Regions from separate parts of the Homo sapiens genome. Here region 2 is linked to region 1. Evidence: read pairs that join two places in POLR2A ChIA-PET (ENCODE). Cell type or tissue: GM12878. All regions are shown on one strand. Links, peaks and the distances in the headings refer to the core of each region. The heading gives the core; the rest is flanking DNA. Region 1 has its middle 41 kb from the start of LINC02349. Region 2 overlaps VPS13C (vacuolar protein sorting 13 homolog C).

Region 1 (2,818 bases), core at 61-2,560:
AGCTAATCCAATGAATTTTTTCTTTCTGTTACATTTTTCAGTTCTAGAATTTCCAGAGTGTTTTTAATTTTATAATTTCCATTTATTTACTGAGATTCCTATGTGTTCACTCATTAAGTCCATCTTTTCAAAAAGTTTTTAAACATGTAATAGCTGTTTTGAATTCTTTGTCTTCTAATTTTAACATCTCTATCATCTTCAGATCTGTTTCTATTGATTTTTCCACCCCTCCACCCCTGCCACCTTTTTTTTTCCTTTTTTTTTTGAGATGGAGTTTCACTCTTGTTGCCCAGGCTGGTGTGCAGTGGCGTGATCTCAGCTCACTGCAACCTCTGCCTACTGGGTTCGAGCAATTCTCCTGCCTTAGCCTCCCCAGTAGCTGGGATTACAGGCACCTGCCACGATGCCTGGCTAATTTTTGTATTTTTAGTAGAGATGGGGTTTCACCATGTTGGCCAAGCTGTTCTCAAACTCCAGAGCTCAGGTGTTTCACCTACCTTGGCCTCCCAAAGTATTGGGATTACAGGCGTGAGCCACTGTGCCCAGCCTTCCCCTTGTTATGGGTTACATTTTGCTGCTTCTTTATACATCTGTTTTTGTTGGATTATGTAACAGACATTGTTGAGAGACTGGATTTCATTGTCTTTTGCTCTCTCTCTGTCTCTCTCTTTTTTTTTTTTTTCGAGGCAGGTCTCCCTCTATCACCCAGGCTAGAGTGCAGTGGCACGATCCAGCTCACTGCAACCTGTGCCTCCCTGGCTCAATCAATCCTCCAACCTCAGCCTCCAAGTGGTTGGGACTACAGGCACATGCCATCATGCCTGGCTAATTTTTGTACTTTTGTAGAGATAGGGTTTTGCCATGTTGTCCAGGCTGGTCTGGAAATCCTGTGCTCAAGCCATCTGCTCACCTCAGCCTCCCAAAGTATTGGGATTACAGGCATGCTCCACCGCGCCTGGCCTCATTGTCTTTCTCTAAAGAGTTTTCTTTTGTTTTGTTTTGACAGGCTGTGAATTCATGGTTGTATTGGTTTGATACTTGTTGAGCTTTATGAATAAGATTTGCTAGGGTGACTCTAGATGAGCTCTTAACTATGGACTAGAGTCCCAGTTGAATTGACTGGGAGTGTTCAGCAAGATCTCTAAACTCTCTTCAAAATTTCTATGTTTTGTAGCACTCTGTGATTTCTGTAATCTTCATTTATGTTATATTGCCTGAACATGTGCAGCTTAGTATGTGCTCTGAGCATATTCAACTTAGTATTCTACCAAAAAACTAAAGAGATCCCTACACTAATTTCTGGAATTCCTTCTCGATGTGGCTTCCTCCTATGTGATACCCTGTCCTACAAATCAACCTGCCTCATTACCCATGAATTCCTATCTGTACCTCTTCAGCTCATCAAGACCTCAGAGTTCTGCTTGGGCACCACCTACTTACTTTGTGGCCTAGAAAGTAACTTTGAGCAGAAAGGTGGGGTGGCTGTGGCTATCACCTCATGTATTTTTCTTCTCTGAGGGATGACAGCCCTCTGGTGGGTCTTCTCAGATGGATGACAGTCTTATGCTTCTTGGGGTAACAGTATTCTGCTGGTGGTAATGGTAGCATTACTTTAATGGCAAAACCCACCATTGCTTTTGCACCAACATAATACATATTTTGCTAGTTTGAGAGTTGTTTACAGCAGAAAGACTAGTCTGGTACCAAGTACTTCATCATGATTAAAAGCAAAAGTCTCACTTATTTTTTCATTGAATGTAATCTATTATTTAAAGTGGAGTTAACTAATTCCATCTCCTGTTTTCCCTTACCCTCCTTAAAATAAGTCAAAAGCTTATGTGAGCATCCAAAATATCAAGGGCTAAGATCATGAAATATATGTAATTAATACTACTTCACTGATAAATTCTACTATGAAGGTATAAGTTGGTATTGAAGTTTGAATTATGAATTTGGCATGATAATTCCTAAAACTCTTTAAAGGAAGAATTTAGAAAAGGCAAGCTAACAGCTCTCTATAGATTTAATATTGAAAGTTTTTTTTTTCCATTTGGAAGCATTGATTTCTTCCCTTCTTGGGTTTTTATGTGATGCACTGATTGACGTGGCTGCCTTAAGATGGCAAGTCTGTTGCATTTCATTTTTTATCATCTCCAGACATCTTGATTCAGGCCTCAGAGTCACTGATTGATTGCAGTGCTGTCTTGAGCATTGTAATGGGTTGTTTTGTTCTAAAAAGTAACCACTGTGGGTTACTTTTTAGTGAAAGAGAAGAGTTTATTATTTTGTAGATCCTGTTTTAAATGGCTAATTTCATAACCATTCATTCAGATTTCTATAATTTGTGACTTATGATTCCTAGGCAAGTGCTAGCAGAAGTCAATCTGTCTTAGGAAGCTCCTTCTTTTTAGCAGAAACAATGAGTTTTAAGGATGCAAAGGACTCCTCTCCCCAATTTTCCCAGGGCAACCCTGATGTGCAGAGGGATTCAGGGTTTCATATGTCATAGAATGTGGCTCTGAAGAGTGAAGCACATTGTTTCGCTTCCCATTAGTGCACCAACTGAATATAGCAAGAGCTGAGCTTGATGTCCTGAGCTCAGATTACAGAAACAGGACAGCTTGTATGTATCTCCACTTTTGCTCTCTATTTCTACTTTATCCAAAGATGAATCTCCTTTGTCCAGGACTGAGGACTATTTCCTCAGCCTCTTACTAGTCCTTCATTTAAGATGGTATTTCTTAGGCCCAATATATAGAGCGTTTCATGCAATATCAGTTTTTTTTCTCTGGTAGAAAGAACTTGGAAGAAACTTGGA
Region 2 (2,818 bases), core at 198-2,697, 86 kb before region 1:
TTGCTCAGAGTCACCTGTGCCTTATAATAACCTAATCTTGGAAGTAAAATCCATTATATTCAAAGTCCAGGGCACTATACAGAGATATATACCAGGGTTGGGGAATCTTGGAGACTTGTCTTAGAATTCTGTCTACCATAGAGACTGTGGCAGCTATCATGGTAGGAAGTGGGGAGGGCCTAAAGAATGAGGATTTGACTTATGAGACAAGGCTTGGTGACTGAGTGGATGTAGAGGAGAAAGGAATACATGATAGGGAGGGAGGGAGATAGATAGACAGATAGATAGATAGATAGATAGATAGATAGATAGATAGATAGATAGTTGGAGTTTGGATAAAAATCTCGAGTTGAGATCTGAGAGACCATTCTGAGGGAGTGTGTGAGTAGAAGACCAAGATTTGAACCCTGGTAAACATGGTGCAAGAGGAAGAAAATGAAGGAGACATTCTAGGTGGAAGGAGAACGGTAGTATTATTGGGATGGTAAAGAGAAGAGTTTAAAGATATTTGGAATAGTGAATTGTGTTTGGCACGAGGATTTGTGACAGCCATCCTTAGCTCTGTCAGCTGATTATCGACTGGGGCCGGGAGTGTGGGCAGTGGAGACTGTTTGGAAATGTATGGTGGTGTTGGAGATTGCCACAGTGATTGTAGGACACTACTGCCACTTACTAGGCTGGGGCTAGGGATGTTGAACTTTGTCCAGTGCACAAGACCATCCCATACAAGTCCAAAATTTAATAGCACCTCTGCTGAGAAATATAATGCCAGGGATCTATTTCAGTTCTCCACACTCCATTGGTCACCATGTTCATTCATGTCTGCCTTCTAAACATCTCAATCTAGCCCTTTCTTCCCCCTTCTCAGAGCCACTGCCATACTTGAGGCTTCCATTGTCTCCTGATTGGACTATTTATATTGCCGTAACTTCCTACCTTGATTGTCTATTGCCACTCTCTTTGCCACCTCCCTTCTGTTTACCACCAGAACCGTGAATCTAAAATATTTCCTCTTCATTAAAAGTGAAAGAACATTATCACGTCATTTCCTGTTTCATTAAAAGTGAAACATTTTTTAAAAGGAAAAATAATAGCCCTTCAAGGTCTGGCGCTAAGCTCATTTTCTCGCAGCTTCACCATGGTATCTATCTTGTATTCCAGCTGCAGACCTCCACATTCCTCAGATAAGTCTTTCCTTTTTTGTACTCCTTTATATGTCAGTGTGTTCCTCCTTTTGTCTGGGCTGTCATTTCCCTTACCCACATAGAGAACTCCTTCCTTTCAAGAATCAACTCCTGTGTCACCTACTTTGCCAGTACGATCTGTTCCTCTCTCTCTCTCGCTCCAAAAGACTAATCTGCACACTCTGTTACAGCACTTGTCTAATTGTGCTGTAGCGTTTATTTACATGTTTGTTTCTCCTCTAGCCAGTGAGCACCTCTCAAGCAGAATTATCTTCCTTGTTTCTCTGGCACCCTAAATATTTGTTGAATTAATAGTCCTTCTCTTCTTTTGTAATTTTGCTTTCTGTAATAGAAGCTTAATTTTAAGTATAGTTATATCAGTAATCAAAATGAATCACACACTGAGAAATCAATGTGGATGCCCTTTAAGGGTTCTGTTATTTTTTTTATTGCCATTGAGTAAAATAAGATACTCTGTGATAAAGTATATTAGCATTAAAGTGTTCAAATCTGATCTTTATTAGTAGGCCTCAAGTGAATCCTTGCTGACATTTAAGGTTTATGACATTTCCTTCACGTTCGTTCTTGACTGGAAGGCATAAATGGCTGACAGTAAAGAGCAATTAATAATTTTCCAAGTAAAACATTTTCAGGGACATCTGCCTTTATTGCTCCCCAGATGAGAGTACAGCCTGTTTCTTATGTGTTCCAAAGATGATTTCCCTATCAGCTTTTTGGTCAGTTAACCAAAAAAAAAAAAAAAAAAAAAAGAAAAGAAAAAAGAAAAAAAAGTTACACTTTTCTGAATTCTGCAAGATTGACAGAAGGGGAATTTTTGAGTCTACTTTGTTGCTTGGTAGGTGTCATATTTGCTCTTTATTTGACAGTTATCTAGACTTAAAAAAAATGAAGCAGGTTTTTTTTTTAGTGCCAGTTTATATTGTTTACTAAGCAAGTGCTACCTCTGCCATCCAGTAGGGTGAAATATTGGCAAGAATAAACTGTCTTCATCATTTACTGTAAGTTTTTGTTTTCTTTTGCAAAATAGGCGAGTGTTGTGTATAAAGGAAGTTGAAATCCTGGGCCTTATGTGTGTAGACTGGCAATGTCCATTTGAAGATTTTGTATTTCCTCCTAGTGTCAGTGAAAATGTGCTAAAAATTTCAGTTAAGGTAAGAAAACATGTCACACCTTTAGAGCTAAGAGTTCATTGCTTTTAGACTGTTTTGCAGTTAACTACACAAAATATTTGAAGGATTAGTGTCGTTATTACTACTATATGCTGAGATGTGAAGAAAGATGTAATCAATTTATTTGAATAACTGTACTTATTTTCTGGCAGTCTTGATTGCATAGAGTGAAATATCAGTCTACCCACCCAAATAATTAAGATTCTCATATGCTGATATTTTCTTTTTGGTAGAATTAAGCATTAGTAAATAGGAGAGGTTTTTTTTTTAACTTCATATGGACACCCATGTTGCTGTAATCTTAGACATTTCTGGAAAGATTCCCTCTTTTTAGGTTTTTAGAAGATTATTAAGTGATTTGATAAAATGTCTTTTCTCCCATCATTTTGTAAGGAAGCACTTTTATTTTAATTACATAGTAATTTGTAAAAGTGATACTCTGTC

The links. ChIA-PET counts read pairs that join two places held together with the same protein. Peaks named below come from ENCODE experiments on the same cell type or tissue, not always from the same donor. Only the 100,000 strongest peaks of a DNase experiment are listed, where the experiment ranks them.
Region 2: POLR2A ChIA-PET joins it to region 1 with 6 read pairs; 2 of 35 experiments call an interaction of 5 or more read pairs at or near these places.

What each region holds. Positions count from the first base shown.
Region 1 is chr15:61,769,524-61,772,341 of GRCh38, reverse strand. No RefSeq gene overlaps it. Among named protein-coding and RNA genes, the nearest start is that of LINC02349, 41 kb to the right of the region's middle. In GM12878, for the core only: no CTCF peak of the experiment used is centred there; no DNase peak of the experiment used is centred there.
Region 2 is chr15:61,855,824-61,858,641 of GRCh38, reverse strand. VPS13C (vacuolar protein sorting 13 homolog C) reads left to right here. Exons shown (of 85, transcript NM_020821.3): 83 at 2,233-2,356. All of the region lies in intron 2 of LOC124903501 (a long non-coding RNA gene), which reads right to left. Among named protein-coding and RNA genes, the nearest start is that of LINC02349, 130 kb to the right of the region's middle. In GM12878, for the core only: no CTCF peak of the experiment used is centred there; no DNase peak of the experiment used is centred there; H3K27ac peaks cover 949 bases.